6 separate regions of the Homo sapiens genome follow, and regions 2, 3, 4, 5 and 6 are each linked to region 1. Evidence: chromatin loops called from intact Hi-C (ENCODE). Cell type or tissue: heart left ventricle. All regions are shown on one strand. Each heading gives the region's core, and the rest is flanking DNA. Links, peaks and the distances in the headings are about the cores only.

Evidence for each region. Hi-C counts contacts between places; a loop is a spot of excess contacts. Peaks named below come from ENCODE experiments on the same cell type or tissue, not always from the same donor. Only the 100,000 strongest peaks of a DNase experiment are listed, where the experiment ranks them.
Region 2: it touches region 1 in a loop (2.5-fold over the local background); 7 of 110 quality-filtered maps call a loop at or near these places.
Region 3: a loop joins it to region 1, with 5 times the contacts of the local background. A loop is called at or near these places in 63 of 110 quality-filtered maps.
Region 4: a loop joins it to region 1, with 2.4 times the contacts of the local background. A loop is called at or near these places in 30 of 110 quality-filtered maps.
Region 5: it touches region 1 in a loop (7-fold over the local background); 83 of 110 quality-filtered maps call a loop at or near these places.
Region 6: it touches region 1 in a loop (2.3-fold over the local background); 16 of 110 quality-filtered maps call a loop at or near these places.

Annotation. Positions count from the first base shown.
Region 1 is chr1:63,689,573-63,694,927 of GRCh38, forward strand. The region is part of intron 1 of LOC105378771 (a long non-coding RNA gene); the gene reads left to right. Among named protein-coding and RNA genes, the nearest start is that of ROR1, 82 kb to the right of the region's middle. In heart left ventricle, for the core only: a CTCF peak has its summit at 2,539 (motif pointing right); no DNase peak of the experiment used is centred there; H3K27ac peaks cover 658 bases.
Region 2 is chr1:63,872,406-63,877,760 of GRCh38, forward strand. All of the region lies in intron 1 of ROR1 (receptor tyrosine kinase like orphan receptor 1), which reads left to right. Among named protein-coding and RNA genes, the nearest start is that of ROR1, 100 kb to the left of the region's middle. In heart left ventricle, for the core only: no CTCF peak of the experiment used is centred there; no DNase peak of the experiment used is centred there.
Region 3 is chr1:64,240,974-64,246,328 of GRCh38, forward strand. It overlaps UBE2U (ubiquitin conjugating enzyme E2 U), which reads left to right. Exons shown (of 10, transcript NM_001366232.2): 8 at 679-760. Among named protein-coding and RNA genes, the nearest start is that of UBE2U, 40 kb to the left of the region's middle. In heart left ventricle, for the core only: a CTCF peak has its summit at 2,206 (motif pointing left); no DNase peak of the experiment used is centred there; H3K4me3 peaks cover 273 bases.
Region 4 is chr1:63,902,847-63,908,201 of GRCh38, forward strand. The region is part of intron 1 of ROR1 (receptor tyrosine kinase like orphan receptor 1); the gene reads left to right. Among named protein-coding and RNA genes, the nearest start is that of ROR1, 130 kb to the left of the region's middle. RefSeq lists an enhancer at 3,383-3,907. In heart left ventricle, for the core only: no CTCF peak of the experiment used is centred there; no DNase peak of the experiment used is centred there.
Region 5 is chr1:64,134,926-64,140,280 of GRCh38, forward strand. ROR1 (receptor tyrosine kinase like orphan receptor 1) reads left to right here. Exons shown (of 9, transcript NM_005012.4): 5 at 2,444-2,571; 6 at 5,184-5,355. Among named protein-coding and RNA genes, the nearest start is that of ROR1-AS1, 25 kb to the left of the region's middle. In heart left ventricle, for the core only: a CTCF peak has its summit at 2,363 (motif pointing left); no DNase peak of the experiment used is centred there.
Region 6 is chr1:64,031,803-64,037,157 of GRCh38, forward strand. The region is part of intron 2 of ROR1 (receptor tyrosine kinase like orphan receptor 1); the gene reads left to right. It overlaps LOC105378772 (a long non-coding RNA gene), which reads right to left and starts at 3,211. Exons shown (of 2, transcript XR_947458.3): 1 at 3,124-3,211; 2 at 2,133-2,329. In heart left ventricle, for the core only: no CTCF peak of the experiment used is centred there; no DNase peak of the experiment used is centred there.

The DNA of each region.
Region 1 (5,355 bases), core at 224-5,223:
TACCTTTGTGCCAGGCACTGTGATAAGCACTTTCTATGGAAAGTTTGATTGAATCCTAAAAACAAGTAGTAGGTTAGAATAGGTCAAACTGGTTTAATACTTACAATTTCATATGCTTCTACCGTATACATGAATTAGGTCTTATTATTTTTTACATTGTACAGATGAAAACTCTGAGACATGAGAGAGTAAGCAACGTAATTATGGTCTCACAGACGGTGTTTCTCAAACTGTAATGTGCACTGGGGACCTTGTGTAAGTGCAGATTCCGATTCAGTAAGTCTGGGGACCATTTGAGATTCAGCATTTCTCCAAGTTCACAGGTGGTTCCTGCTGGATGGACCACATGCTTTGAGTAGGTGATTTGAGTTTATCTGACTCAACTCTAGAGCTGAGATGGGGATCAGGTAAGGAGACTACCAAACAAGCATCCTGTAATATGTTAATGTTTTTCATAAAGGAACTTTTCTTTGATCCAACTTTAGTGCCTACTATACATTGAGCATATGATAGGCACACATTTGCCAACCAGAAGACTCCAGGATCTTTCTCTTTCATCTCCCTCCCTCCCTTCCTTCCTTTCTTCCTTCCTTTTTTCATTCTTTTTCTCTTTCTCTTTTTTTTTGACTTCTCTTTTCCTTTGCTCATTATAAATTCATTAAATTTTTTTCAGATGCAAGTAATGCAAGTAGCAGAAACTGATTTTGGTTTAGTTGAGTCAAAAGGGTAATTAATTGGAAAATCTTCCAATGTGGGCTCACAAAATTTCCAGAAAGTCTGGAAGACCATGTTTGGAACAGAGGCTAGAGCCAAGGTGTATTAGTCAGGGTTCCGTAGAGGGACAGAACTAATAGGATAGATGTATATATAAAGGAGAGTTTATTAAGGAGTATTGACTCACACAATCACAAGGTGAGGTCTCACAATAGACCATCTGCAGGCAGAGGAGCAAGGACACCAGTCTGAGTCCCAAAGGTGAAGAACTTGGAGTCCAATGTTTGAGGGCAGGAAGCATTCAGTGCAGGAGAAGGATGTAGGCCAGAAGACTAAACCAGTCTACTCTTTCCATGTTCTTTTGCCTGCTTTTATTCTGGCTGCGCTGGCAGCTGATTAGATTTTGCCACCCAGATTAAGGTGGGTCTGACCTTCCCAGTCCACTGACTCAAATGTTAATCTCCTTTGGCAACACCGTCACAGACACACCTAGGAACAGTACTCGGCATCCTTCAATCCAATCAAGTTGACACTCAATATTAACCATTACAATATTACAATATTAACCATTACACAAGACAACTCCAGAGGGCCAAGACGCTTGGAGATGCTGGAGCCCCAACTTTCACTGCCTGGAAGGTGCTATGTCTGGGGCATGGCCTCCTGATGGAAGCATGGACTCTCCAGCCAAGCTTATCCCTGGGTCTGTGCCCTTCACCCCCACAACTGCTACTATAAAATAACTGTAATGACCTTTCAAGTTTCACCATCCCCTCATGAGTCAAAGAGTATTCAACTGGCTGATGTTGGCTTACATGCCAGGTTCGTGGCTGCCAGGAGACCAGGAGAAGGAGGCAGGGCACTGTCCCTTCAAGCTACCCACAACAGGTGTTCCCCTAATGGAAAGGAAGATTGATGCTAGACAGTACAACCTGCAAATGTCCATCACAGCTATGCTGACTAGTTTCTTTGATTCTGCCTTCTAGAAAAAAAAAAAAAAAAACTCAGCTGCCCTGCAATTACCAAGAACCTCAAAGAAAAAAGTGAAAAGCACAGCCTGAGAGTCTGAGAGCCTAATGACCTTGATTTAAACAATGTCAGGCATTTAATTCTGCTCAGCTACAGGAAAAAGAGGAAAAGGGAAAAAATAGTTTTTACCCTGATTTTAGAATCTGCTGATGAAAATTTTGAAGCACTTCTTGATGACGAAACCAAATGTGGCTTTCTGCAGCTTGCCACCAGCTGAGAGACATATAGAAAATCTCCCTCTCTTAGCCAGGCGCGGTGGTTCATGCCTGTAATCCTAGCAGTTTGTCTGGGAGGCCAAGGCGGATGGATTGCTTGAGCTCAGGAGTTTGAGACCAGCTTGGGCAACATAGTGAGACCTCGTCTCAAACAAAAAAAAAAATTAAAAGAAAATCTCCCTCTGGAGCTCCCTTCCTTTCATGCTTTAATTAATTTCCACATACATGTATTCAATGAACATTTATTGTGTAACTACTCTGTCTCCAGACCTGTGCTAGGTGCAGAGGAAACAATGATGAAAAATAGAGTTCCTTAGGAGAAGCTCTGATGGAGTGAAATTGTAGGATATGAATATGATACAATGAAAGTAAGAGTTGCTGTAAAATTAGTCCTGGAGGGCCCTGAGAATTGGGGAAAGATTTTTATTTAGGTGAGTAAATCGAGCCTGCCACCGGCTGGTAGATTTACTGTTGAAAACAAAATGTTCTTAGCTACAAAAGCAGCTGAATATTTTAAAGGCAAAAAGCTTCCACGCCCTAGCCTTATAGAACAAGTCACCTTCCATTTGTCACCAGTAGAAGGCGACAACACGATGGATTAAAGCTGGTCCTTAGCGAAGGAAACCAACAGGCAACATCTGACTTCTGATGTAAGAGCTGGAAAAATAGTCTGGCAGTAAAATCTTTTCTTTCTTGCTTGCTTGCTTTTTTTTTTTTTCCTTGTACAAAGCTATTTCAAAACTTTACAATCTGTTCTCAGGGAGTAGGCCCTTATGTTATTGAGGAAGGAAATTCACATAAAGAAATCAGGTCCAGTGTAAAATCAATGGGACTTAAGCTACAATAAAAGTCTAGGGGACCAAAAACCTAACAAAAATATTCCTCACTGTTAAGATATAATGTGTCTCTATGCACCAATTGATTAACAGTATTTATAGAGCAACTACTTGGTGGCATTCTAGGGACTCAGGGGTGTTTAAAAAAGGTAATCCTTCAAGAGAGATATGAATTTCAATTTTTTTTTTCTTTTAAGCACATGACATTTTTATTTTGGGCTGTACTTTATAAGGTATGAAAAGTAAATGGGATTTGCAATCACCATTTCTGCAATGTACCTTTGGGCTGCTGGTTTATACAAACACCTCCATACTAAAAAAAAAAATGCAAAATTAATTCTGTAGTTGAGTCATCTTATTAATCAACCAATTAATCAATACTGCATAAGCACTCATGTGTTGGGATACCGAGGTTTCAAAGGCACGTTTTCTGTTCAGAAGGAAATTGTGATCCAGCTAGAGAAGAAAAACATAGGAACAAACATGCTATTTAATAACAAGTAAAGGGCCTGGCGCGGTGGCTCACACCTGTAATCCCAGCACTTTGGGAAGCCAAGGTTGGTGGATCACTTGAGGTCAGGAGTTCAAGACCAGCCTGGCCAATATGGTGATGGACTGAGACTGACTCAAAAAAAAAAAAAAAAAAAAGAGATAAATAATATGAGGATTGCCACTTAAAAGGCACTCCAACATATTGCAAACTCTGTGAGACCAGAGACCATGTTGACTTGTTCATCAAACACCTTTTCAAAGAGCTGGCATTTAGCATAAGTTCTAAGCATATTTACAGAGTCAATGAATCAACACACAAATGAATAAATACCATCTAAAGGGTAAAGAATAATTCATTAATGAAATAATATGAGGGCCAGGCATGGTGACTTACACCTGTAGTCCCAGCACTTTGGGAGGCCGAGGCAGGTGGATCGCTTGAGGTCTGAAGTTCGAGACCAGCCTCGCCAACATGGCAAAGCCCCATCTCTACTAAAAATACAAAAATTAGCCAGGCATGGTGGTGGGTGCCTGTCAATCCCAGCTACTCGGGAGGCTGAGGCAGGAGAATTGCTTGAACCTGGGAGGCAGAGGTTGCAGTGAGCAGAGATCCTGCTACTGCACTCCAGCCTGAGTGACACAGCGAGACTCTGCCTCAAAAACAAAAAACAAAAAACCACCAAGAAAAAGAACCAAGTGAGTGGTGGTTTGGATGGACAGTTGGGTGATGGAAGGCTGTCTAGAGCAGGGGGTGAAGCATGGGCTTTCAGATCAGGGGGTACCACCTGTGCTTGGGGATGACCCTGGGCAAGTCATCATCCTCACTGGGAAGCCAGTGGGGCTGGGTTTGATCCTGGATGCATGACCTAATCTCTGTGAGAATCTGAATAAGTTCACCATTCTGAGACTCAGGTTTCTTGTCAGTTCAGTGAAAATGATAGTAACAGTACCAACTTAATGGGGTTGTTGTGAGGATAATCTAGATAATCCATGGAAAGAATTTAACCCACTGTGTAGTACACGACTAGCTCTTATATTGATGGGGATTTCATTCCCTTTTCTGTAAACTGGGGATAACAATAGCCCACATTTAATAGGCCTCTTGTAAAGATTAAGTAATAAATGTAAACACATTTTACATTTATTACATATAAATAATGCATGAATGTAAATTGCCAAGCACAGTTCTTAGCATACAATAAGTATTCAAGAACTGCTGCTAGTGAAAGTAAAGACCGCTTATGCCAGGGTAGTCAGGGGAGGCTTCTTGGAGGAAAAGAGGCTTGAAGGATGAATCATCTTTGGAAAGAATACAGATGCAGGCATTCTAGCAGGGGCCCAGGCATATAAGCAAGTTATGGAGATAGAAATATGAAAGATGTGTGTTCGAGAAAAAACAGAATCCCTAAAGCAAGCACCTCATCAAATCAGAAACTTAGAAAGGCCATTAGACTTATGGATGGTCACACTTGCAGCAGCCAAAATTGAGACTGGGTCATGAGATGAATCACTTCAACAAGCCACTTCCCTCTCTGGGCCTCAGCTTCTGGGTTGGTAGAGTTAGACAGGAGTGGTTCCTCATCAGGGACTCTTTCAGTGCTAACATTCTGTAAATACAAGTTTGTTCCCACAGTACAGTGTGAGCACACATGTTTATGCAACCCCAGAGGACTTTAAAATTGATGTGTGAATGTCTTCAGTGCTTATACCATGGAGGCTAGGTTTCCTTCAAGCCATTCATTCATTCATCCATTTTTCTAAACATTTACTAAGCTCCTACTATGTGCAAACACTGTTATAGATGCCAGGGCTTTCTAAAACCAAGATCTGACTGCATCCCAGCCCTGCTTAGATACTTTCAATGACTTCTGGTTGACAAGTGCAAACTCCAGGCCACATAACCATGTCCTTCCCTATTGCCATGCCTTGCTTTTGTTCCTGCAGTTTCCTCTCTCTAGATTGTCCCTCCAAGTCATCTAGACTAGCCAGCATCTAACGATCCAGACTCCTTTAAAATTTTCCTTCCCTTCTGAAGCCGTCATAAAATCTGCTTGGTCCTTGTCCCTAAC
Region 2 (5,355 bases), core at 195-5,194, 180 kb after region 1:
TCTTTAACCTCCTTTTGCTTATTTTTTTTTTCTCCCTGCAACATGGGGTTGGTAGTACTTATAGGGCAGTGCTATCCAAACACTTAGTAGAGGTGATAATGTAAGTAGTGAACGTAGCTCCTGACATATAGTTGGTGTTCCCTAAAGGATAGATTGAAAGATATACACACCACCAAGTTGAATTCCTCTCAGATTTGTCCAAGGCCACCCAGCCTTTCTTGGCCTTTTCTTCCATCATTGGTTAGTGTGTGTTCTTGAAGGCAGTCTGATTTTATCCTTGGCTTAAAAAGTGGGGAAATATTTAGGAAGCCTAGCCTAATGCAAGAGAACTCATCTATCTTACTGTAGGATCAAATACAAATGGTTTTTGGATTGTCCATTATTTATCTCTCACTTCTCTTCATTAGTGGTGCTAATGGAAACACAATTATCTTCATAGACTTTGTTAGTCACAATCTCTTGGTTTCTTCAAATCCCACAATAGCAAGAATATGTTGTGGTTTTTATAATCTCTTTTGGTTCCTCAAACCCAAAGAAGGACAGTGAGAGGGTGGGAGATGATTTGAGAGGGTATTTACATTCCCAGGATTTTCAGATATATTTATGATTTTATTTTTTTGGAGACAGTGTTCCAATAGAGAGGTATTCTGTCTTCTCTTTTCTTTTTTCTCTTCTCTCTCCTCCCCCCAAATCGAGGTTGTAAGTGATGTGAGAGACCTGCTGTGAACTGCTGTCACCAGATCCTGCTATGATTTCTCTTTGTTCTTAGTTCTGGAGTCATCAAGGCTACATGGAGACACGTACCTTCCACTGATATGTTTGCTCCTTGATTCAGGGCTGAGTGCCTGTTTGAGTGATTCTGGCTACAGCTAAATGATATTTCTGTTTCCAATAGTATTGTAAACTATAGAGTAAGAATTTTCTTGTTGTTGTTGGGAGAGTTTGTTTTTCTTCTTAGTGTGTATTATCTCCCACCCCACTCCTCCAACCCGTTCTTTAAAAAACAAAACAAAACCAACAAACAAAAACTTGCATTGAAGCAACACCCAGAAGGAGTGAGCAGGCCTAGGCTGGAGTCTTATCCTGACATGGTAGAATCCTGTTACTGTCTCTTCGTAGATTCATTTAAATTGTTTTGACTGATTCATGCAATCTCTCAGTCCATTGATCAAGTCAAAAGAAAAAGTATCACTAAAAACTCACAGGACTGGTGCAGGTAGAATATTCTTTATCTATGGAAAATTCATTATCCTATCTAGAAGGATGTCTTGAAATAGCAGAATATTTTTATTATGTTTTTTTTCCAAGTAATACATGGTTCAAGAAAAAAGAAATTTTAAAAAGCCACACTAATAGCAAAACTAAAATAAGCATGAATCTTAATTTTAACAAAGATTACAGTAGTCCATGGGAAGGATTGTCTGCCCATTGCAGTGGGTTTGATTGGTTTTTTTACTTGGAAGTGCTCATATTCTGGAATGTGTTTATAGATCTTGACCTTAGATACTTCTCCTGACTCAGAAATTGTAAAATGTTTTGCTAGAGTAGCCAGTGGTGAGAGACCGCTACTGCTGTATGTTGCTCAGGGCTAACCTGTTAAGAACTGGTCTCGTCGCTCAGAGAGAACCATGATGCTGATGCCAGTTTCTTGTTTATGTAAAAACATTTAAAAATGGGCAAGATACTCTCTAAGTACAAGATAGTTATTATTGAGATATGTTCATGAATAAATTAATGAGAGAGGAACTTGAGATAAAGGAAATGGAGGAGAGAAATTGCATTTTTCCTGCATAATTACTCTCTTGTTTTAGAACACAAGTAGTCCTTTGGCATATTTTCAAAGTGTGGTATGTTTCACTTTTGTTTAAACTTGTCAAATTCTCAATGTAAAAGCCATTTAAGACTTTTTTTTCCTTCTTTTTTGAAGGTTGCTTCTTTTGGCCTCTTAAAGATAATTAAGAGCTGTAATTTGTGAGGATTTTGATGGCATTTTTTGGCAGTGGTAGTGCAGGACAGGATACATGAATCATAGCATCTGCTTATTAGCAAGGTCTCATAGATCACTTGTCCAACTTTCCACCGGGTGCTGAGATGGTTGGTCTCTGTTATCTGTTCTTCCCACTTCTGCTGGATACATTCTGGGAAAAGAATTTCATTGATGAGTGAGCTGTACTTCCACTTCTGAAGTACAAAAGTTATTAAGCTAGGGAGCATTTTCTCCATTTGACACCTACAGGCCACTCAGTAAAAAAGCAAATGAATGATGAATGAGTAAGGTCCCTGGGCTGCTTCCTACTTCTTCTTAGAGTGGTTAAGGCCCTCTTGACATTTTTGGAGGATGATAAATGTGTGCCCTTGAAGTTTCCTTGTCCAGGTCAAACAGCCCCAATTTCTCCATGATCTTTGGACATTGCTTCCACATTTTCTCTCCTTCTTGCTCTCCACAGGGCAAGTTTCATTTCATCAATTTTTTTTTGTAAAATACTGTAAAGATATCTGAATGAAGTAGACCAGGTATAATCTGATAAGCATAGAGTATGGTGGAGCATTTCTTTTAAGGTTCTGGGTATTGTTATTATCCTACTAATGGAACCAGCATTTGCTGGACCTTTTGGGGCCACCATGCCTTAGACAGGTAGATAATGGAATGGCATAGAGAACAGCCTGAAGCCGGCTGTCTTGGTTTGAATTCAGACTTACCATTTATGAAATGTTTGACCCTAGGCAAGTTGTTTAACCTCTCTGTAAACTTGTCTTCATTTGTAAAGTCAGGGGTAATCATAGTACTTATTTATACAGTTATTATAAGGAGTAAATAAATTAGTTTGTGCTGAGTGCCTACAACAATGCCTGGAGTGAAATAAGCACTCTGTGTTAGCTTTTATTGAATTTACAATGAAAAACGTCCAGGTCTTACTATCTGAAGTGCAGTTAGTTTTTTCAGCAAGGCTTTAGAATTAGACAGGGCTATGTTTAAATCTTAGCTCTGCTGTGTGTTTTGGGGGAAATTACTTTGCCTTTCTAAGCTTCTGTTTCCTCGTCTGTGAAAAGGGCATTAAAGAATAAAATCAGTTGAATTTCTGAGCCCTAATTAAGAACCTTGAGGGCAGAGCCATGGTTTACACTTGCTTTTTTTCTTCTTTCTTAACTTTACCTGGTATGCCATGTTTATAATCACTGCTAAATTAAAATAGTAAATATTTAAACTGAGTTTTCCCTTCAGTCTACCTTGTAGTAGAAAAATTAAATACTTCTATGTTACTTAAAACTGCACACTCACAAGTTTATGGTGGTGTATTGATTGGTTGTTCTGAAGAATGTATTCTGCTTGCCACCATGAACTGGGCTTCAGAATAAATAGGCTTCCTTGATCACTTCTCTCCTCATTAACTACTGTCTGGAATTTAGAGGGAATACAAAGTCTGGTAGCTACATTGCCTACTAATCTTGCAAATGGCCTGTGAGGTGGGTAAGCAATCAGGTGAGTGACAAAGGTTATAGTCAATTTTCCTGGCACTCTGGGATTTATTTTTGTGTCCTTGAAGTTTTAAGCAAGTGAGTTTTGAGGTTGTTGAGAAAGTGGGAGACTATATTTTAAAATGGTTTATAGTTATTAATGTTTTCAAATCTTGGTGGGATTTTAAAGGTGGGTTAAGCTGCGAAAGTGAATGTAAGTTAAAGCCAGTTAAATAGAGGAGTCCCTCGTTCATTCTGTCTTTGGTATGCTTAGGATTTCATAAATTTTATGGGTTTCAAAATCTTTGCCTTGTTTTGAATGTTTCTAATAAGATGGAGTGAAGTGGCTTACACCTCATGAGACATGGAACAGTTATCCAGGAATGCTGCTTGGCACACATATAAAGAAAGCACTGGTCTATTGATTCATAAAAAATGTGTGACTGATTTTCCTGGGACATGTGCATTATTTTCACAGAAGAATTTCATTTTTTACTTCCTCCCACCCTGTGCATCACTTGCACACGTTTGCAATTCATCAACTCTGATTTCCAAAACTTCTGCCCCCTCTTCCCCCAACCACCTCCATCCAACTACCTAAAGTGAAATATATTAGATGGAGAGGAGGGAAATTTCCTTAAATGCCTAATTTTTATGTCTGTAAGGGGCATGGTGAATTTGAGAAATGGTCTGAATGTTAGCCCAGATGACTCAATGCAATTATGAAACAAATTGGAAGCTGTTTCCATGAAAGAGTATGTATGCATGTGTTTCCACGAAAGGGGTGTGTGTGTGTGTGTGTGTGTGTGTGTGTGTGTGTGCGCGTGTGTGTGTGAGAACATGTGTTTAGGTCAGTTCTTTCATTCGTTCTCTTTCTTCCTCTTCTTTTTGTCGTTTCAAGGCTATGTTTTAGGTTGGCTATACAGCAATGAGGTTGCACTACACAGCCTCATCCCCTAAAGCCAAAATACAGCAAGTAGAAGACTGCTTAGCTCATCCAGTGAGAATCTCATGTATTATATTCTTACTTGCCATTGAGTTGCCAGAAAAAAAATAAATAGCTTTGTCTTAGAAAGCAATAACTTTTCTGCAATGAAATAACATTAAACAACTCTACCTGGTATGCCATGTGCATTGTTTTTCCTTTCTTGGAAAGGAAAAACTTTCTTAGAAAACGAGGGCACACAATGATTAGCGCTAACTTTCTCTTTCATGTGTCCAACTTAAGATTTTCTAGTGAGGCAGAGTTATTTCCCCTTACATGCTTGGTTTAATGGAAAGGGCCTGGCTTTCAGTTTTGTTCATATTCAGCTACCAAGACCCAATCAGTTAATAACTTTGCCCAGAGTTGAAAGAAAAATTCCTCTGGGTACAGAGTTAAATTCCTCTGCGTGTGGAAGGCCATAGTGGTTAAAAAGTTAGGCTTCGGAGCCAGATCAACATAGATTCAGATGTGCCTCTGCTGCTCAATGTGTGATGAGGGCAAATTGCTGAACTCAAGTCTCAAGTTTCCTCATCTGTCTGATGGGGATCATAACGCACATCACCTGACGTTGTAATAATTGCCTGACAATGTGTATAAGGCACTCGTGTAAGATCTGGCACTTGGCAAGAGTAAAATGCATTTTAGCCTATACTTTTTACTCTTCATTTGTAAAATTGTGGTAAAGGGATTGGCCCTGGAGGGAGTAGGGTGAGGTGGCATTTTCAGGAAGGTAGCACAAGGTTACAGGGAGGACAATAGAAATGTACAGGATGGCTGAAGACTCAGTAAGTAAATAGCATTGCTTCTTACAGCAGGCCGGAGGAGATCTCTATATTTTTCTTTATTAGAGAAAATTTAAGGGATATTGATTTTTAAAGGGAAGATTTATATTTTAATTTTAAAGAGGAAAATTT
Region 3 (5,355 bases), core at 279-5,278, 550 kb after region 1:
CTTGCATTAGTGATTCATGAATCAGGCAGCATCTCATCTTAAAAACAGATAAGTGATCTACTGAGCATAGCAGAACAGTTAGTTTTTATAAGGTAACTAGAGCAGGAATAAGAAAACAGAATAATACAAAAATTGGATTGGTTAACATAAGGCACTTCAGTTACTTTCCTTGTAAGGGTTAAAGCACAGGGACTTCCTTATCATGCCACTTCAAGTTGACTGGGCCCCTTCTGACTGGTGGCTGTGAATCTCTTCTTTTGAAAAAACTGATCTGCTTAAGATTGTCCTGCTTCCTTAAAGTTTCAGTTTTATTGCATGACACTTAGCATGAGTAACTCCATTTTGTTTGGTCTGTTAATGCCTAAGGTAGGTGCTCAGTCCAAAACAATGGTCTCCTATAAATTTTATTTAACATGATAAAGGATATATAATGTTTTTCATTATAATGAAAATAACTTCCAAGTCATAATCTATTTCAAACAATATCTAATATTATGATGTTCCAATAAAAGCAAGTAATTTGGAAAGTTTCTAAGGATTGTAATATGACTTGAATTATATAGTGCATGTTATTGCCACATATCAAGTTAATGAGAAGTGAATGATTTTTAACTTTTAACTATTAACTATTATTAAAGAATGTATGTATAGCTTCTTTTTTTAATATTCTAATTTCAGTGCTCAAAGTTCCAAATTTCATTGGACAGTATTACAAATGGAAGAAAATGGATCTACAGCATCAGAAAGAATGGAATTTAAAGTAAGAAATATGAAGTGCCTTGAATGTGTACATTAACTTGAATTGTCTATTATTCCACTTTCTACTATCCAACTTGGAAATAACAGAAGAAACCCTTGGAAATAACAACTTATACCCTTTTCTCAGTATAAGAACAAGAATAAAAGAAATGATCATTTCTTGCTTTCATATGAACCCAGGTAGGAAATATCTTTGCTACATATTTGCTGCCAAAGATGGAGATAGGACATGATCTGCAGTGAAGAAATCTCGTAATATCCTTCCCATTATTTCTCTTACTCTCATTTCCATCATCCTTATCAACATGTGACTTAGAAATAGCTTTTTTTTTAAAAAAAAGAAAAGCAAAAAACTATATATCATCAATTAGCTTTTCATCCTTTTTGTAGCTCCAAACATTGTTTCTTCTCCCACAGATTTCTCATTCAAGACCAAATATATTAAATCTAATGAAGAAGGATATAGTAAAATACAAACATAAATTATTATATCTTTAGAAATCATTGACTCTTAGACCACATTAAGGAAGGAACCTTAATCTCATCTTTGGTCTTTTGACCCCTGAAGGCAGTTTTTCTGCTTCATCATGTTACAACAAAGATGCCATTTCAGTTCTGTGGTATTGGCTGTGTTGTGCTAGTCATTTTTTCTGGTGTGCTCATTCCAAGGTACTCTGAGTGTGTGACCATAAAGGTAGGGGAATTAAAGATCCTATTTTTTGTGTTTATCTCATTTATCTCAATTTTTAGCTCTTCAGTTTACTGTTAACCAAGTGCCCTCTTTTCTAGATGGAAATACACGATGAATAAAGATAACGTGCTGTATTTTGAATTTCTGAAGCAACTGAGGAATTGAATATATTTTTTTAAATTGAGTATATTAAAATGTAATTCCCTATCCTTTAACATCATATAGTTCAGACTGAGTTTTTCAGTTGGATTTTCTTTCTTCTGTTGATTCTGTAACAACTTTCTTTCAAGCTAAAGTAGAGAAAAGCTTTTGCATTTGATATACTTTTCTGCTTTCAGGATAAATTACAGGAAGTAGAAAGTTTTTTATCCAGCAAAATTTGAAGGAGTATAAGCATGTTTTTTTCCTGAAGGCATGTTTTAAGTTTCTTTTAGAGTTGAAGAAACCTACTTAGAATATAAGGTTAATTTTTCTTTGACGTGACTTCCTTTTTTATTTCCTTTAACAGAACTGTTTTATTTGTTTGATCATCGATTCATTATGTAATGCCAACATCCTGCAGAACCCAAAAATTTAGAAAAAGTAGAACCGTGTCATTTTCAATTTATCCATCCACTTCTACATATGGCTAAAATAATTGTGAGCTGTTTGAGTGCTGGAACATTTTTCCAAATACATTATTTCAAAGTTACAGGTCAAATTATCATGTGCATAGTGACCCTGTCAGAATAAAACCCTCACACCTTATGCCATCTGGTGGTTGATGAGAATATATTTAGATCAAGTGATATTTGCTGCTTCAAAACGCTGGTGTTGATTAGTCAAAAACTCCACTATTTAAATGCAGTTTTAAAAAGATATTATATTTATCTGCATTTTATTGTGGCATAAATATTGACTATGCAAATGTTAGAGGTATAGTAAAATCTAAAAAATCTAAAGAATGGCAAAATTCAACTTCTCTTCAAATAATTATCAAAAGTCTTGTGTTCATCAAAATACATGGGGTATGATAAAGAGGACAATTCATAGAGAATCAAGTAGAAAATGTTTGGGGATCTATGCACATGAGTAATTGGTCTATATTGTGCATGCCATATTAAGCATCTCTCAGTTTTTAATATTCGAAAATGCTTTCCTTACGCTGAAATTTCCTGTTTCAAAAAAACAGGAAATGTAAATTGAGAACCCTGTATTTGCATAGCATTGAAGAAAAAGAGAAACCTGTCTCTCCTGCTACTTCCTTCCCTCCCCTCATCAATCAATACCTTATTCTTAAGCCACACTGAATTCTTTTTTCTCACTATTATTTGGGGACCTAAGACCTCCTTACCACGTTGTACCTTCTGCCTCGGATCAGCAAGGTCTTTGCTGCTGGTGTAGAGCTAGGATTTTGTCAGTTAAAAAGTGGAATGTGGAGCTCTTAAGCGCAGGGGCACTGGAGCCAGACTGTCTGGATTTGAATTCTGGCTCTGCCAATTACCAGCTCTGTGACCTTGAGCAAGGTCACTGATTTTTTTTGTGCCTCAGATTTATCTGTTAAGTGGCAGTAATAAGTGTACCTACCTCCCAGGGAAGGTGTGAGGATTAAATAAATTAATATATGTAAAATGCTTCAAACAGTATCTGGTGCATGGCAAGCACTCATAAAGTTCGCTATTATTCATGCTTTTAAAACTTTACTGTGGCCCTCATTCAATTTGCAGATGAAAAATCTTTCTTTGGAAGCAGCATAGGGGAAGAGCATGAGCTTCAGAGTCAAACAGATGTTGGAGAAATTCTTAACCACTCTGAACTTGTTTTTTTATCTGTTAAATGGAGATAACCTTACCTATCTTGCAAAGTTGTTTTGCATTTGACGCTTATTATTTTATATATATGATTTCATTCGAGATATAAATAAAAATTATATAAAAATGTGTATATTATATATCTGTTACATATATAAAATAAAAATTAATATAGCATCACACATAGGCATTCAATAAATTTTAGTTCCTGGGGAGAGGAGGAGATGAAAGTTCATGCCACCCTACTTTTCAGAGAATAAAAACAATCTGTTGGAAACATGTAAAATTTGTCTTTTCTCAGGTTAGAAAACAACACCTATCATAACTACATTTATTGTAGTTCCTATATGCCTCTGGTTCCTTTTCCTTCTCTACTCCACCTCCATCATTTCTTCTGCCTGGTGAAGTGCTTCACAAAGATGTTGTGAAGAGCTGGCCCAAATGTCTTTTTGTAGAGACAGTCACTGACAAGCTCAGGCATTCACAGTTACCCCATCCTCTCTCTCCATATTCTCTGTTCCCATGTCTTTCAGCATGTGTGATGTGGAAATTCATCTGTTCATGAAGAGGGACCAGGGCAGGGATGTTTGTGTCCCTTTGCATTCTCTGTACCTAGCATGGTGCCTGGCAAATAGTAGGCACTCAATTAATGTTAGTTGAAAAACGCATCCTCACCCTGTTTTCTCAATTAGTATTAGGATTAAATGTGAAGAAAGTTCATTTTAGAAAAATAAAATTGAGTTGCAAACTTTTAAGGTTCATTCTAATGTAAAGATTTAGGATTCTATTTTGGGAGTTCTAAGGTGTAGTTGGAAACAGTGATTGAAAACTGGAAATGTAAATGGCTTTCATGAATATTTTATGCAAAATCTCTAATTTGGCAAGTCTTTGTTACTATTAATAGAAACATTGTCATTATAAGCAGCTCATAAATATTCATTAATCAATTATTTGGTTTGGTGTTCCTTTCTAAAGCCTTTTTTCTTTCCTATTGGCTTGAGTGTCTTTTGTATTCATGAAAGTGCTTTCTTTCCGTTAAAGGATACGAATCTGTAATCTAATCAGTAGTTTGTATTTAAGTTCTCCAGAGAAATAGTAAAAGATATAAAATCAGAAAGCAATGAAAGCTGTTCTTTCGAGTGTTCTTGGTTGTGCACATATAAAACTATGTTTGTGCCATACTCTAGCTAATGATTGCTTCTGTGACAACAGAAAAATCTTTATCAGTATTCTAAGCTTTGGCAGCTAGCAAGTTGTCTAAATAAAACTTATCAGTCCTGGTGGTGGTTTACATTCGGTGTAGCTTTAGAAAAGAATATTGCTTCTTGTTTATACCGAGTAGGTATAGAGGGAACCGGAACTAACATGGCTGAGTACTTCCTGTATGCCCGGCGTTCTCCCTTCATTTCCTAATTCATGTTGGCCATCCTGTGGAGTTGACAGTCACACGTGTAAGTGTAACCCACAATAATACCCATCAGCCTCCTTCAAAGCCACAACAAATCAACCTGTACTCCAAGTCAGACCACTTTGCTTGCCTTGTTGACAGCCCAAGACCTGATTCCTAACCTCCTTTTCAATGGATAACCGCTCCTAAGACCCATCCCCCAACCCCTGACGCCCCAGACATTCCGTAAAGGTGGAGATGGATATTATCTCTAGTTTACCAGTGAGAGAAATGGAGGCACAGAGATTAGCGAGTTTTCCTGAGGTTACTGATAAACATAAATTTTATTTGCAAATTAAAACTAAACTGTTTCTTTCTTGCCTACTAATATGTACTTAATAAAAGTTTAAATTGTTCAGGTAAGTGTAAAAATATTGCCTATCCAATCGCAAGCACAATCAAGTGTACATTTTGTGAAAAAGTTGTGTTTTTTCTCAATATTAAATTCTATTATTAAACAATGTTAGTTCTTTTTTTTCTTATATGTAAAAAAAGAACATCTGTGCAATATCAAATACCAATAAAAAAACTTTCTTATATCTGTAAATCCCACTCTGGACTTAGTTGTCCTGTCTTTTAAATTAAGAGACTAATACATATTTTTTCTACATTTCTTTGGTGTCTGATTTTGTGAGCATGTTTTAACTCACAAAAGATAAGTAATCTTT
Region 4 (5,355 bases), core at 70-5,069, 210 kb after region 1:
ACACCTTTTCTGTTTCCGCCAGTCATCCTTAGTGTGTGCTTCTCATCTGTAGTCCTAAGTTTGCTGATCCTCCTTCTGCCTCACGTCCATGTTCTTGTTAGAAGAATGAGATGGGCAAAGTGTAGGCACAAGCTGAATCAGCCCTCTTTCAAAAGCTTGCTCAGAAACCCTACCTAGTCACTTCCCAGTCCATCTCATGTGCCAAAACCATGTCACATGACCACCCTCAGCTGCCAGGGAGGCTGGAAAAAGCTTTTTAGCTGAGCACATTGTTGCCCCCAATAAAATCAGGGTTCTGTTAAGATAAGGGAAAAGGAGGGGCTGGATATCAGGTAGGAGTCTACTAATCTCTGCCCTATCAGCTGGGAAATAAACTTAATCGGCAGTTAGCTAACTTTTTTGAATGCACCCTCCCTGCCTTTTCTTCATTAAATCTTCACAGACCTAGGTTCAGATTAAAGTATATTTTCTTTAGTTGAATTTCGGGTTGGAGTGCCAGGGATATTTCTCCCTTCCACTCCCACTTGATGATGTCATTCATTTGAAATATAGTTGGGTTCATTTATTTAGTTTGTCTTCCATTTTAGGTTTTTTTTTTTACCCACTTCACTGATTTTATTTATGTGTTTGTCTGTTTATGTGTGAAACATTCATATGTTTTGGAAGTCAGAATGATACAAAAAGAAATACTCAAAGACATGTCCCTCTCATCTTCCTTCTGCTCCTTTCCACCCTCCCATCATTTCCACCTCATTCCTGCTCACCCCATGTCCATAGGTGCTCAGTCTCATTTGTTTCTGGTTTAACTTTACTGTATTTGCTTTTGCAAAATGTGCACAGATTATATAACTATATAGCTATATAAGCATATATAAACATAACTATATATATCTATATAGTTGTATGACATATAGATATATTTTTATATATAGATATATTTTCTCATTCTCTTTTTTTCTTACACAGCAGGTAGCATACTTTAGATATTCTTTACTCAAGAGTCTATGTAGATAGTTATAAGAAACGAAATAATCATGAGACCAGGGAGAATGACAGGTGTCCAGTAAAAGAGGTAAAACCAAACAATACAAGGGAGAGACCTCTGCTTAGGAAAGGTTTTATGAAGGAGGCTGCATTTGAGCAGAGTCTTGAGAATGGGGGATATGGCAGGAAAGGGAAGGATTTTTCTAGACATTGATAGAAGAGGAGAACAGTCAGGGAATGGTAGGGAAGCGGGGCCAGGTCAGGGGCATCAGTTCAGGGGAGCCCCATGATGGAGCTGAAGAACTCAAGTCTCTAGGGAAGAGTGTGACAAGATTGCGATGATACAGGAAGTGAAATCTGAGTGTTGTGTGCTTTTTGTGGATTACGGGTTTCTAGAGAATTTAGACATCATCTAGTGATTCATTTTAAACTGACGTTGTGTGCCCATGTTATAGAGGAGGAAACTGAGGCCCAGATAAACAAGGATCTTGCTCAAGGTCTCATAGCCAGATGTTGGCAGAGTTGGAAGAGCCATGCCCTTGACTCACAGTCCCAGGCTCTTTTCCTCAGGATTTCCCCAGGATGTAAGGTGGCCCCTGTGCTTCATAGACCTGGCAGTTTTTCCTTTGCCAGCTTGTGTCTGGACTTCTCAATTCATTTAGTCCCAAGTCTCCAAATCCAACCAGACTAACAGCAACTTTAAACCAGCCTGTTATGAATTGAGGTGTGTCCCTTCCTCCTTCTCTTTAAATTCGTATATTGAAGGCCTAAGCCTAACTCCTTAGGAAGAGACTATATTTGGAGATGGGGCTGTTAAACAGATTAAGTTAAAATGAAGTCATTAGGGTGAGCCCTAATCCTATTTGACTGTTGTCCTTATAAGACGAGGAGATTAGGAAACTCATCCCTACAGAAGAAAGACCAGTGAAGATGCGAGGAGAGGACAGAAGACAGCCATCTGTAAGCCAAGGAGGGAAGCTTCAGAGGAGGCCAACCTGCTGATATCTTGATCTCAGACTCCTAATTTCCAGAATTGTGAGACAAATTCCTGTTGTTTGATTCTGTGGCACTTGGTTATAGCAGCCCTAGCATATCAGCCCATGCCTTAACCTACATTTTAACTGGCTCCTCGTGGGATCGCACACCCAGGCTGGTGTCTTAGCTCCTGCTTGTTACAGCTCCTCATCCTTCCTGTTGTTAAGAGCCTTCCCTGGGCCCTATCTTATGTCACCTACTCAGCCACACTGCTTCAGAGGCAAGAGAGTAGTGGAGGGGAGTTTGTCTTAGTGCAGAGAACATGGAGGGCAGATTGGGAGTCTGATGGAGCCACTCACTGGCCAAGAAAATAAATTGCCTAACCTTCTGGATTCAATAGTGCAGTTGAACTAGGAATCTCTGAAGCCATTTCCATCTCCTCAATTCTATAAGCAATGTGGACACAAACTATTTGTTGATTTTAAGTGCATACTCAGGGATTTAAAGGTATTTTTTAAAATTATGCTTTTTAGCTTTTTTAATATTCTCAAATGTTTTGCCTTACTACAGACCTTAATATACCCAGGATATTAACAAGTTTTAAAAATCAGGTGATGGGATTATGAGTTTTAATTTTCTTCCTTATGCTTTAAGTTCCTCTGTATGTGAAGAAAACTAATCAACTTTCTAATGCAGATGGTAATGAAACAAAGGGTATACAAGTTTATATTAATTGACATATAGCATGCAGAAACGGATGTAGTTTTTAAGATAATAAAATGTGAAAACACTAGTTAAGTTGAGGATGGAAAAAGCTGTCACAAGATATCTATAATCTGTTGTTTGGGTCATGGCAAAGCATACATGGTAATAGACATGCACCATCATGGAAAAGCTCATCCTATTGACGTTCTAGCTTGACCTTAGGAAGAAGAAGGTGCAGATAAGAGTCTAACTTAAAATTAGAAAAAAGGAACTAAATTCAAAAATTATAAACAAAACAACCAAATAGTCTCATAAGAAAAATGCGAAAATTTTGCTGTAATTTATAGCTCAATTCCTCAAGTAACAGGAATTTTTAGTTACTTAACTCGATAATAATTAACATAAAATAATGTACTTGAGGTTATTGGGACTTCATAGATCAGGGAATATCATAATTATTACTGATAATTAGCTAAATGTAATCAAACGGTTCCATTTAGAATGTTTTTAGGTAATCTGGATTCTTGTTATTTCCTATAGACATTTTATAAGCAAAGGTGGAATACAACATGCTTATAATATGGGGAAGAACAGATCTTGGCAAATGGGATTGTTTTGAGGCCTTGTTCTAGGGCACTAACCAAAACAAACTAGATGAAAAATCATCCACCTCTGTGAACGTTTCAGAGTCAACTGCCTGTTCTACACACCCTCAGCCTCATAGATACGGGTCCTGATAACCCGAAGTCCTATGCTTTGGTATGGATTACAGGAGTGATCTCTCCTCCTGTGTCCTCTTTTGTAGAAAGCAAGGATCATTTTGTAAACATCTGGTTTCACCTCAGAAGCGCACGTGCTATCAAGATTTGTGTGTATGTGTGTGTTTGTAAAAGACATTTTATGTATGCCTGCGAATGACCTTTCCAAGAATCTTGCACAGCTTGTGGCTATTCAGGCCTGTTCCATGGATTTTTCTTCAATGCAAATCCAGCTGTGTCAGTTCCCGTAACCCCTCCTGTGCCTGCTCAAGGTTAAGCGCTGCAGTCTGCTCTTTAGTAAGTGTCCAGAGGGTAATTACCCAGGTGCATCTGGGTGGGGTTTAACCCCTTTCACCCCCACCCTGTCTGCCAGATTCATGGGGGAGATTCAGATGTGCAAGAGAGGCAGTTAGTGAAATCAGTTCCCTCTCTTGGGGTAATTTGATCTTGTCAAACAATGCTTTTTACAGAACATATGTGCTTTAGTTTTATTTTAAGTTTCTGAAATACCATTCTCCATTTTGCTCACCACTGAGGCATATGTACAAATCCAAAGACCCTCTTTTGTTACACGTGAAACTTTATTCTTATTTTTTTGTCAAAAGAAAAGTCCTAAGTTTCCCAAATCCAAAGCAAAGTGAATGCTTCAATATTACTTTATCCAGAGCCACAGGCAGGAGAGAAAAGTTGTGAAAATCAATTCAGGAAAGACCAGGAGGAAAACAAAATGATCGCCCCAGAAATGAATATTTAACTGTTGTTTGTTGGTTGGATTTGGGAGAAGAGAAGGTAAAATGGTTTAAAAGGCAAAATATTAAACTGCTTAGATTATGGACAGCTCTCTCCACAGCTTTCGCCCCCAGATACTTTGGGTCTCATGATGCTAGAATATCTGTCGTATCTCAGAGGCTAGGACATTCTAGGCTGAGAGTGGTTGTTATAATATTTTGCCCAGGAGTATGGTGTGGGAGCAGCACGTTGGACAGGGACTTGGCGATGTTGGCAAATAATAAGCATGGGGCTTGGGCGGCCGGCTGGTGATTGCTTAAGCCAGGCAAATTACTTAAGCTTTCTGAGCCTCAGTTTCCTTCTCTGTAAAGAGGCCATTGATTCCCACCTCCTGGGGTTATTTTAAAGATGAAATGAAACCAGCTATGCTAAGTGTTCAGTGCTTGCCAGGCACATTACACTTAAGTGGTAGCTGTTATTTTATTATTTAAAAAGATAGCTTTGCCACAAACCAGATATGTGACATTGAGTAAGTCAGGCCATGTAGGTGGCTGGGCTGTGGTTTTCTCATATAAAATGTGAAATTTAGAGCTATAGTCCCTTCTACTTCTAAAGTTCACTGAGCCTTTGAATCCCCTCTTAAGCATTAGTTCACTGGAAGAATAGTTTCTGTGCCTAGCAGTGTGCAAGGTTGCCAAAGTTCAGATTAAATTCTTACCAGGAGGTTACTAGAACTTGAAACACTTCTTGTGCATGGATTTCAATGTAATTAATCATTTGAAAGGTGAAAACATGTGTTCCAATCCTGGGCAGTGACTTATCCCAGTGCCCAGGTGAGTTACTAGCAAATCTTAGGTCTTGGGCAGTTCTTTTTGTCCTGATACCAAAGCTAGAGAAATAAATCTGCTTTATGGCTCCTCAGTCTTATTTATGAATCAAAAAATCCTTTCATATCCAAAATCTATATTATTCTGCATCTGAAACTTTTCTGATCTTCTTCACTCCTTTACAATAATATTATCTAATGCATAGATAATGCATGGTTGCTTCCAGAGTACTTTGATTTATATAATTACACTCACTTGCTCCTCAGAACAATTCCATGTGGCAGGTCTGTTATCACCCCCAATTCACAGATAAGGAAACTGAAGGCTGGATTTGCTGAGATCATATAGCCAAGAGTTGTCGGATATGGGTTACATAC
Region 5 (5,355 bases), core at 67-5,066, 450 kb after region 1:
TTTAGTAGAGATGGGGTTTCACCATGTTGACTAGGCTGGTCTTGAACTCCTGACCTCAGATGATCCACCCGTCTCGGCCTCCCAGTGTGCTGCCAAGGCGATTCTCATAAGGAGCCAAGACAGAACCACTCCCCAGCAGATAACAGTACATACTGGTTTTGGGGTTTTTTTGTGTTCTTTTTTAAAAAATCTGTCTCCCAGGAGACTGAACAGGATAGTAGGAATTCTGGGAATAGTCAAAAATTTAATACACCTGCAGTTCTAAGCCTTTGATAAGAAATGTGCAGCCAAGGAATTGCATTCCATTTTATTCTGAAAAAAAGTATTCAAAGAGTCTTTTTAAGAGTCTTGAACTGGAAAGGTGGTAAGAAGTTTAGCCTAAGCCTCACACATAAAATATGGGAACTCCCAGTAGGTTGGGGATTTATATCTGGGGGTAATTCCAGGGTTTTGTCCTCCCAAGAGATATAAATTGAAGCCTTGAGAGTTTAATGTGGGGGAGAAAGAAGTGTTCTCATAATGACACCTTAAAAATCCAGGGCTCTGCTAATGCCTAGGGATAGAAAAGCATCATCTGTAATAGCAGGGGGGTGGCATGGGGGTGTATTCTGGTCTCTGTACTTAGGTTTCCAAGATCCAAGTGTGGGTCATCAAGAACCTTCTTTCTCCCCATAGGTTTATGGTATTAGTTACCCAATAAAAGTTGGGTTAATTTTACAACCCAAGTAAAATTTAAGCCAAAAAGGCTTCAGCATTACTCTAGGATTTATGAAAGTAAACATGTGGAGTGCTTGCAGGATTGTGCAACAGTAAAATTTCAATGTCTTTATGTCAGGTATATGATATATTCATTTGTATGTGTATTTAAAGGTTAAGTTTTTAAGAGCTTTGCAACACAAACTATTTTCAGTACTAAACTGAAGATACTTCCCCCACTTTCACCTTTAAAATGATTCTTTTAATGAATGGGAGTAGAGAGAAGCAGAAAATTAGTGTCCTATCAGGTGATTTTTCCACTTGGTTTGCTCCTATACTTTGACTTTCTAGACTCCTACGCTAGACCTTCAAGCTGGGAAGTGAGCACCACAGCACTAACCGCAGTGCCTCTTACGATGTGGGAGCTTAGTAAATAACTGTCTTTTAAATAAATGTCCCTTTGGTCATTGTAAATACTTTAAGAATAGCCATATATTATCTCTACAATTTAAAAAAGCTTTTACATTATCTGATGGGATCATAATGACTTTCCCATGTAGGGCAGAGAAGTCAGTTACTGTGTCCAACTTGTAGATGAGAAAATTGTGGCTCAGAGGGCTCAGACAGCTTGCCTAAGGATGCCCAAATGTTAAACTCAGGAAGAGAATTTTGTTCTCCTGACTTTGCTCTGAGGGATTTTTACTTAGAAGAAACCAAAGGGGAAAAACGGTGTATTTTTTTTTTTTTTTTTGAGATGATATATTGAGGAGGAGCATCCAGGGTTGAAGTCAACTTATACACGTGGCAGGCAGACTTTGGTTTGGCTATGGTCTGCCTTTGAGAAACAGCTGGATGTTCTGCACTCGAGGGATCTTGTGCTCATCGTAGGCCCTCGTGGGAGATGGTAGCCTCTGCCCTTTCAGGTTGAGCCTGCCATCTTGGGTCTTCATCTCCAGCCTTAGATCTCCAGTCCTTTTACCTGGCACATGAATCATGTCATTTCTGGTGTCCCTCTGTCTTCAAGATGAAATCTATTACCCCTCCTTATAAAAAAAGTCTTATAATTTTGAGGCCGCAAAATTTTAATAAGACTATTTTTTTAAATTGTAGAGAAGCATGAAAGCAAACTTTCCATGGACATTTTCTCTAGATTTCCTTGGATTTAGTGACTCAATTCAAACTCTCCAGACTATGGTTTGCCCTGGTCCTCTTTGGGCAGGGTAGAGATAATGGAGGTTCAGCAGTGAAGAGTCACCTAACTGGGCTACCCTCGGGTTTCTTTCCAGCTGCACCCAGCTTCTCACCCCATGGATCCCCCTAATTGACGTGTCAGTTGGAGTGGATCTGTTCGCCCACGCCTTTGTAGCAAATGAAGCAGAAATAATCTGTGCTTAAAAAACAAAAAACTGTAGAACATGTGCCCAGATTTCCAACTCATTTCCTCTTTACTCCTATAACTACATCATCTTCCAGCCCACCACCAGCTGCGAAAATAAAAGCATTTTCTCCCATATTTAAGGATGATTTTGTGCTTCAGGATGACTTTCTGGGGGTGTAGGAAACTTGACCAATGTGACCAACAGATGTTTTAAGAACTGAGCAAAAGCCCAATTCCTTAGCCCAGTCTTTTGTATATTGTGCCCAACTGTGCCCCCTAGTGACTATTTAGGGTATCGCGCAGTCAGAGCTTGCTGTGCCCTGTATGTATGTGGTGCATCAGCTAATGTCTGTCTATGCTTTCTTTCAGAGATGAGTATGAAGAAGATGGATTCTGTCAGCCATACAGAGGGATTGCATGTGCAAGATTTATTGGCAACCGCACCGTCTATATGGAGTCTTTGCACATGCAAGGGGAAATAGAAAATCAGATCACAGGTAGGTAGCACCAATGAAATTATATTTGTCCCTTGAATAACTATTTTTCTCGCCAAAAGTTTTATTGAGCTCCTCTCTTGACAAAGGATTAAGCTCAGCATGGAGGTTGGGAGCAGGACCATAAAAAAGCATGAGACATGATCTCTGTGCTCTGGAATTTACATTAAAGTAATTTATTGAAGGTTGCTCTTAGAGGAAAAGGAAGCTTTGTGAAATCTCACATTCATTCAAACACTCAATAAATATTATTAAGTGCTTTCACCGTACCAGGAACTGAATCTGAATGGGAGAGGTGATGGTGTGTAAATAAGCCAGGTACGTCTCTGCCCTCACAGAGCTTACTGTTTAGAAGCAACATGATGTCGACTGAGAGGGGATGAATTTAGAGTTTAGAGTTCTGGACACTCATCCCAGAACTATTATGACAGTGAACTTTGGGGAAATCGCTTACTTTCCCAAAAAGTCCCCTTCTTCATCTGTGAAATGAGTGATGAAGCAAGATGACCATTGGTCTCTTCTTGCTCTAGCTTTCAATATTTCACTCTTCATTTTTCTTAATTGAAAGTATCCTTTTGATAGAAATCTAATAGCGAAGCACTTACTAGCACACATGAGTTAAAGTAGCATAGGCTGCCTCATAGGATTTTGCACGCATCGTTCTGGTGGTTACAGCAGCTTTGTCCCCTTCCATTAGTGTAGTTATGATGCCTCTGTGTCACGTATCCTTTGCAATCCATTCACATTGTCTTCATGACATTCTAATGAGGTTGCCATATCTAGCAAATAAAAATTCAGGATACCCAGTAACATTTGAATTTCAGATAAACAACGAATAATTTTTTAGTATAAGTATGTCATAAATATTTATCTGAAATTAAAATGTAACCGTTGTCTTTTTCTTTATCTGGCAACCCTAGGGTCTAGGAGAGGTAAGAACAAACCCAAGGCAGAAACATAGAACAGCAAAAGGCCCAGAAGCTATGTGGAAGCTATGTGCTATGAGGAATGTGAAGGAACTGAGAGGAGGCTGGGGGGAAGAGGGAGGAGGACTTTTTTTTTTTTTTTTTGAGATGGAGTCTCGCTCTGTCACCCAGGCTGGAATGCAGTGGCGCGATCTCGGCTCACTGCAAGCTCTGCTTCCTAGGTTCATGCCATTCTCCTGCATCAGCCTCCTGGAGGACTTTTTAACCAACCAAAAGAAGCAACTGTAGGAATAGGTAGTTGCCATTTTCTGAAGCCCTCATTTCAACAGGAAGAGAATTCTGAAATTTCAAAGAGCAGTAAGACTGACAGGGAGGAGCTGTTAAACACCCATTTCAACCTAATGTAAGAATGCCTTAATGTACTTTTAACTGAATATCCACAAAAGCAAGTAGACATTTTGGGCCAGGCACAGTGGCTCACTCCTGTAATCCCAGCACTTTGGGAAGCTGAGGTGGGCAGATCACTTGAGGCCAGGAGTTCGAGACCAGCCCGGCCTACATAGCAAAACCACATCTCTACTAAAAAACAATACAAATATCAGCTGGGTGTGGTGGCACATGCCTGTAGTCCCAGCTATGTGGGAGGCTGAGGCATGAGAATCCCTTGAAACTGGAAGGCAGAAGTTGCACTGAGCTGAGAGCGTAACCCTGCACTCCAGCCTGGGCGACAGAGTGAGACTGTCTCAAAAAAAAAAAAAAAAAAAAAAAAAAAGTGGAAGTTTTGATGTAAATAATTGGTAACCTATTTATAAAAATCCTCTCTTGGAGATTTCTAATGGGTATCAGCCTGGTGGAAAGTTTTTTTTTAAATTCATTTACCTTTGTTTATCCCAGCGTTTCCCAAACTTGTTGGCTTGTTTCTCAAGCACTATTCTATTTCACATGATTAATGTTCTGAGCAACATACTTGGGGAAATAATGTATCAGCAACCTCCTAGGTTTCCTTGTGAGGTGTAAGCTCCTTGTCAATAGCGGTATTCAAAGGTAGGCTGGTGCGCTTTTTGTGCATCTTACCCTACTAGTAAGAGATTAAGCTAAGGAACCACTAATATTCGATGATACACATTGGAACAATTGTACTGTGCTCTTTGAGAACTTCCAAGTGAGTTGCCTCATTTTCAGAAGATGGAGTAGAAAGTATTCCAGCCACAAAGAAATTAAGCAAGTTACCCTAAGTCATCCAGCAACTCTTGCCGTCCAGCAAGACACAGAACTGGATCCTGTGCTCAGGCTCAGCCACTGCGGAAACAAGTTCTGTCCCTACAGCTGTCAAATGTTTTAGAAGCCTCACAAAACTAATAAAAAGCACCAGATGAAACACAAAGTTCGATTGCTTTGTAGTAAAAAATGAAAAATATATTGTACTTTAACTTAATTAATTTTTTTATTAGGAAATGGTACATATGTAATTTAATCCTGTTTTATTAACTTTGTAGTCAAAATGGTTTTTTTCAAGCCAGTGAAAGTAAGCTGCTTAGACATCTGAAATGAATCTCCTTCTCTGGGCCTTGTCTGTTTCAGCACGGCGGATTCCTTGCAATGTGTGTTTATATCTGATATCCGTTGACTAGATAACCAAAGAAGATAAACCCTGGCCTCTGGGAGTTAATAATTGTGTTTGTTTTCCAGCTGCCTTCACTATGATTGGCACTTCCAGTCACTTATCTGATAAGTGTTCTCAGTTCGCCATTCCTTCCCTGTGCCACTATGCCTTCCCGTACTGCGATGAAACTTCATCCGTCCCAAAGCCCCGTGACTTGTGTCGCGATGAATGTGAAATCCTGGAGAATGTCCTGTGTCA
Region 6 (5,355 bases), core at 224-5,223, 340 kb after region 1:
CTTGTGAAGGCATAGCCTTGAATTTGAACACAGCTTTTGCTTTTGTGTGTGTGTGTTTGTGTGTGCGTGTGCATGCACTATAACATTTTGGCTTGTGCTATGAAACTCTTTTTTTTTTTCTGGTCAGAAGAAAGATGACAACACTGAATCAACTGCCAGTAACATCCAAAACCAGTTCAATATTACCCCCTGGTTTCTTTTCCTAGGAAAAATATCACAGGTATCTTCCTCCTCTTCCATTTTCATTATACAAAATATGGCCGGGCGCGGTGGCTCATGCCTGTAATCCCAGCACTTTGGGAGGCTGAGGCGGGCGGATCATGAGGTCAGGAGATCGAGACCATCCTGGCTACCACAGTGAAACCCCGTCTCTACTAAACATAAAAAAATTAGCCGGGCATGGTGGTGGGTGCCTGTAGTCCCAGCTACTCAGGAGGCTGAGGCAGGAGAATGGTGTGAACCCGGGAGGAGGAGCTTGCAGTGAGCCGAGATTGTGCCACTGCAGTCCAGCCCAGTTGGCAAAGTGAGACTCCGTCTCAAAAAAAAAAAAAAAAAAAAAAATGCAAAAAGCAAAATATGTTGTTCCTGCATGGAGATTGGGGGAGGAAGAGAATTATATTTTGCAGTGTCTTGCAAGGAATAAATACCATCAAAACACTTGAATATGAAGTTGACACTACTTTGGAATAATGTAGCCCATTGTGCCTGAAGCTTAACAGACATGACCCAAAGAAAAGAATGGTTCACACAATATCAAGAGTACTTTGTGGCAGAGGTGGGACCAGACTCCATCCCCTGGTCCTCACTGCACAGCCTTATAACATCATAGCTTCTCAAAAGTATCCTAAGATTGCAATGGAGACCAGACCAAGCAGTCAGCCCCATCAGAGCTTGGAGGATGCTATCAGGGAAGTGTATGTTTGTTTCTTCTTAATCACAGTCCTATTGTAAGCCTCAAGGATTTAGGACCCACAAAAGGAAATTCTCAATTTCCACTGCTTTTTGTACTCAACTTTTAAAGTCAAAGATGGAAAAGGTAAGAAAATAAACAAGAGACTTTTTTTAAAAAACAATATTCTGTATGACACCACTTATATGAGGTACCTAGAGTAGTGAAATTGATAGACAGAAAGTAAGATGGTGGTTGCCAGGGATTGGGAGGAAAGGAGAATGGGGAGTTAGTCTTTAGTGGGCACGAGGTTTCAGTTTGAGAAGATGAAAAAAGTTTTGGGATGGATGGTGGTGATGGTTGCATAACAATATGATTGTACTTAATGCCACTGAGCTAAACACTTAAAAATAATTAAAATTGTACGTTTTGTCACGTATATTTTACCACAGTTTTCAGAAAGTGCAACGTCCTTGGTATAATCTGGAATCTCCATACCCCTATGCACATGCATCCCCAGAAACAGGATATCGTATTCTAAAGAATGATAATAACAAATTTATGCTATTTTTAATTCACCTTAATTTTGTTGTTTTCAAAATAATTGCATATACGTGGTTGCATCTGACAGTCACCAAAACTGGGAGAAAAGCATAACTGATCTTTTATTTCACAGATGAGTAAACTGAGGCTCAGAGTTACACTGCTGACAAGTAACAGAGTGGTACTAGAACCCAGGACTTCTGACATGTATTCCTGGAGCCATGCATGATCCTGTGTAAAAGTTCTAAGTTGATACTTAACATATTTTACTTACTAATCTTAGAAAAGAGACTAACACATTTTAAAAGGATTTTCAAAAACTTGAAGTGGTTTAGAGGTTTTAAGCATGAAAATAAGTTAACTTAGTTACCTCATTGTCTAGACATCCTGATTAATGGAGGTTTTACTATATAGTAATAATAATGACAAACCCTTATATAGAACTTCACTGTGCACCAGGTACTGTTCTAAGTACCTTAAGAACACTAACTCATTTATCAAAATGTACTATTTGTATTTAAAATGTATAATGAAATTTATTGAGACTTGCATGTGCCAAACACTTTCCTAAGTGCTTTATACACTTTATCTCATTTAATCCGTGTAACAGTCTGAAGCAACAGGTAATACTAGAGCTTGGAGATGTGAAATAATTTGCTCAAGGATACATGAGAACAAGTGACACAGCCAGGACTCAAACCCAGGTCCACCCATCTCTTTACTGTGATTCAGATGGTGTCGTGTGTGTCTTTCTATTCACTGTTATCTCTAAATGTTAGTTACGTCATTCAGGCAGCTGGAGCAGTGTCCAAGTAGGGATGCTGGTTGGCTCATAGTTTACTTCTTGAAGACTTCTAATTTTACCCTGAAATTCTGGCTGGAAATTTGATTCCATTGCTGAAAATGGAAGAAATACAGCTTTCATGTTCATGCACAATTTGCTTTTTCATTTTTTTTTTTTTTTATTATCCTGAGACTTACTGTAAATCACACTTTCCCATCAGTCCTGGGGGTTCTGATTATGTTCATGGGGTCTAGCTAAGAGCAAGGGCAGTAAATTACTGCCACTTTGTTTGAAAATTTTTTTAGCCACAGTACATTAGCTGCTTTTGTTTGCTTTTCCACTGGTGGTGTGCCCATTTTTATTTCAGAATTTTTGTTTCTTGAATGTCTCATTTGTGAATAATGTAGCTTCCAAAATGGAATGATTGGAGAAAAAATATGAACGAGGGTGTCTTGTTTGGCACCTGTAAGTTTTTTAAGCATTTATAGCAAAAATGAATTATTGAGTCCCCCCTCTTTCTCTCTCATACTCTCTCTCACTCACTCATCTGCATTCTCTTTCCTTCCTATTCTCTCCATTCTACTCCATTTCCCAAAAAACAATTGCTAGATAATGACCATTATGGTGGCTAATATCAGGTAACTACCAAGAAGTGCCTTCTTCCAGGCTTCTGTAAGTATTCTTGTTTATTTGAAAGATTGATAGATCAGAGGGTCAGGGGATGTGTTTTATTGTAAGTTTCTGTTCCAAATTTCCTGACATTTTCCATTAAAATATATAAATAAATAAGCCTTTTAAAAGGAAGAAATGGAACTAATAAGAACCAGACCCTAAAGTGATGGTCAAAATGTCAAAAATAACTGCTTTTCCTTTATTCAGTATCATTAATCTCGAGGTAGATACCTACCTTTCCATAGACTCTCCCTAATAGCTTGACCTGATTCTCTTGCTGGGCTATTCACAAATAGAGTGACTTCTAAAGTGACACCAAAATCCTCAGTAGCTCTTCAGGAATTGGTGTGGGAGTTCAGTGGCAATATTTTCATATGTTTTTCAAATCACATCTTTTGGTAAAGTGATGAGAAAGGAGGCTGTGGCACACACTAGCAGTCCAGAGCACAAGGCCCCCTCATGAGTCTCCATCATCATAATGTTTGTGAGATCATCCTAAAGGTGCTAGAAAATAGTGATGCTTGTGTGCAACCTAGATGAATTTGAAAATTAACTGATTTTCCTCAAGTTTGTCAGAGTTTCTAAAGTGGCTTTGGAAAGGGTTCCATTGCACACGAAGAGGAAGCTTAAGTTAGACAATGTTTGTCCTTATCAATAATCCATACAAAAATTGTTTATTTCATTTTCTTGGACTTTATATGCGATACCTTTCAGGGAGGCTGCCTACCTCATAATAGCCCTCTGTTGTCTGATAGCTGCTTTCACGACCCATCATGAGGGGCCTTCAGCAGCCATGTTTGAATTTATAACCCTGTCCTTCTGGTGAGAGTTGATTGGACCAGGGAGAGGACACCTGGCCCAGGTTACGCCAGAGTCTCTTTCCCAGGAATTTGCAATTGGAACTCAGAGGTAGCCTGTTAGTGTTTGTCAGTTGCTGTTAGTGCCAAGAGATCAATCTGGGGGCCATAGAGTGTTGATCTTCTACTGTGTGCATAGAAAAGCCAAGAAAGCTGGTTTTCAAAGAGAGATTTAAGCAGATTCATAAAGAGAATTAGAGTCTGGGGGTGGAGGGAGATTCCTGATCTGGTTCCCGGCAGCTTTCCAGTTCTTGGTTCTCGTTCCTCCCGAAACCTGGCCAGACATCTTGCCAGAGTTTCACAAGAAACCCTTGCATCCTGTGTTAAATTCCCCATCCACCTCGTCTGCTTTTCCTCACCCTCTTACACTGGCTTGAGTTAGTTCCTGTTGCATGTAATCAAAGAGTCTTAACAAAGACAGATTGATACCTCTCTGGTGTGTATTTGATTATAGAGATGGCCAAGTAAACACATAGATGGATGTTCATACTTGCCCTTTGGTACCCTAGAAGGTTTGAGTTGGGAACAAACCTCAGAGATCTCCTAGCCTTATCCTCACATTAGACAGATATGGAAACTGAAGACTATAGACAGGTAAAATAAGTGATTTACCCAGGGTCACACAGCTAGGACTCGATCCCTAGCCTTCTGGTCCTCAGGCCAGCCAATGTTCTTTCTAGGCTGGCTCCCTAGTGCCATCCATCCATCCATCCACCCATCCATCCAGTAAATATAAACTGAGCAAGATTCTGCTACATGACAGGTACTGGGGTACATGTTTTTTGTCCTCAACAAACTCACAGTGTGGAAGGACCAAAGTTCTTTATGTTTATTTTTACTTCATTCCCTGGGGTTTCCCATCTGGAGGGCACTTTACTAACTTTGCTAGCCCACGATCACAGCGAGTTCATCCAGGAGTCTCCCAGAATATACTCCCATCATGTATTCTCTGTGCCTCTTGGGTCTATTCTTTCCTAATATTTGTGATAATCCATGTTCATATTGAATCTCCCCTGGGAGATCCTTGAAACCAGGGACTGTGTGTAAGTCATTGCTTTTACTTCCTAGCACGGAATCTGTCACAAGATACTTCTCCAATAAATGTCTGCTTTTCTAGAGAATTTACTTCACTCCTTAGAATCTCAAGTGAGAGCTGTGTATCAGTTAGCTCCTGCTAGGTAACAAACCACAACAAACATAGTAGCTTCCAGCAACAATCATGTATTATTATTCTCTCTCCTGGTTCTGAGAGTTGACTGGGATCAGCTAGATGATTCTTGTGCAGAGTCTCTCATGTGGTTGCAGTCAGATGGTGGCTGGGTCTAGGGTCATCTTAAAGACTTTGTCATTCACATGTCTGGTGTCTCGACTGAGAAGACAAAAACAGCTGGAGTCTGGAACAGCTGGGGCTGTTTCACACACAAGTGTTGTTTGCACAAGAGATGTCCAAGAGCTTCTCTTTATTCTCTCCAAGCACTCTCCATGTGGTGGCCTCAGGGTAACTGGTGACTGAAGGCTCCCAGAGGGATTGCCTCAAGTTTTTTTAAACCTGACTCTGAAGTCTCTCACACAGTGTCACTTCTGCAACATTCTGTTCTCAGAGGTCCTGC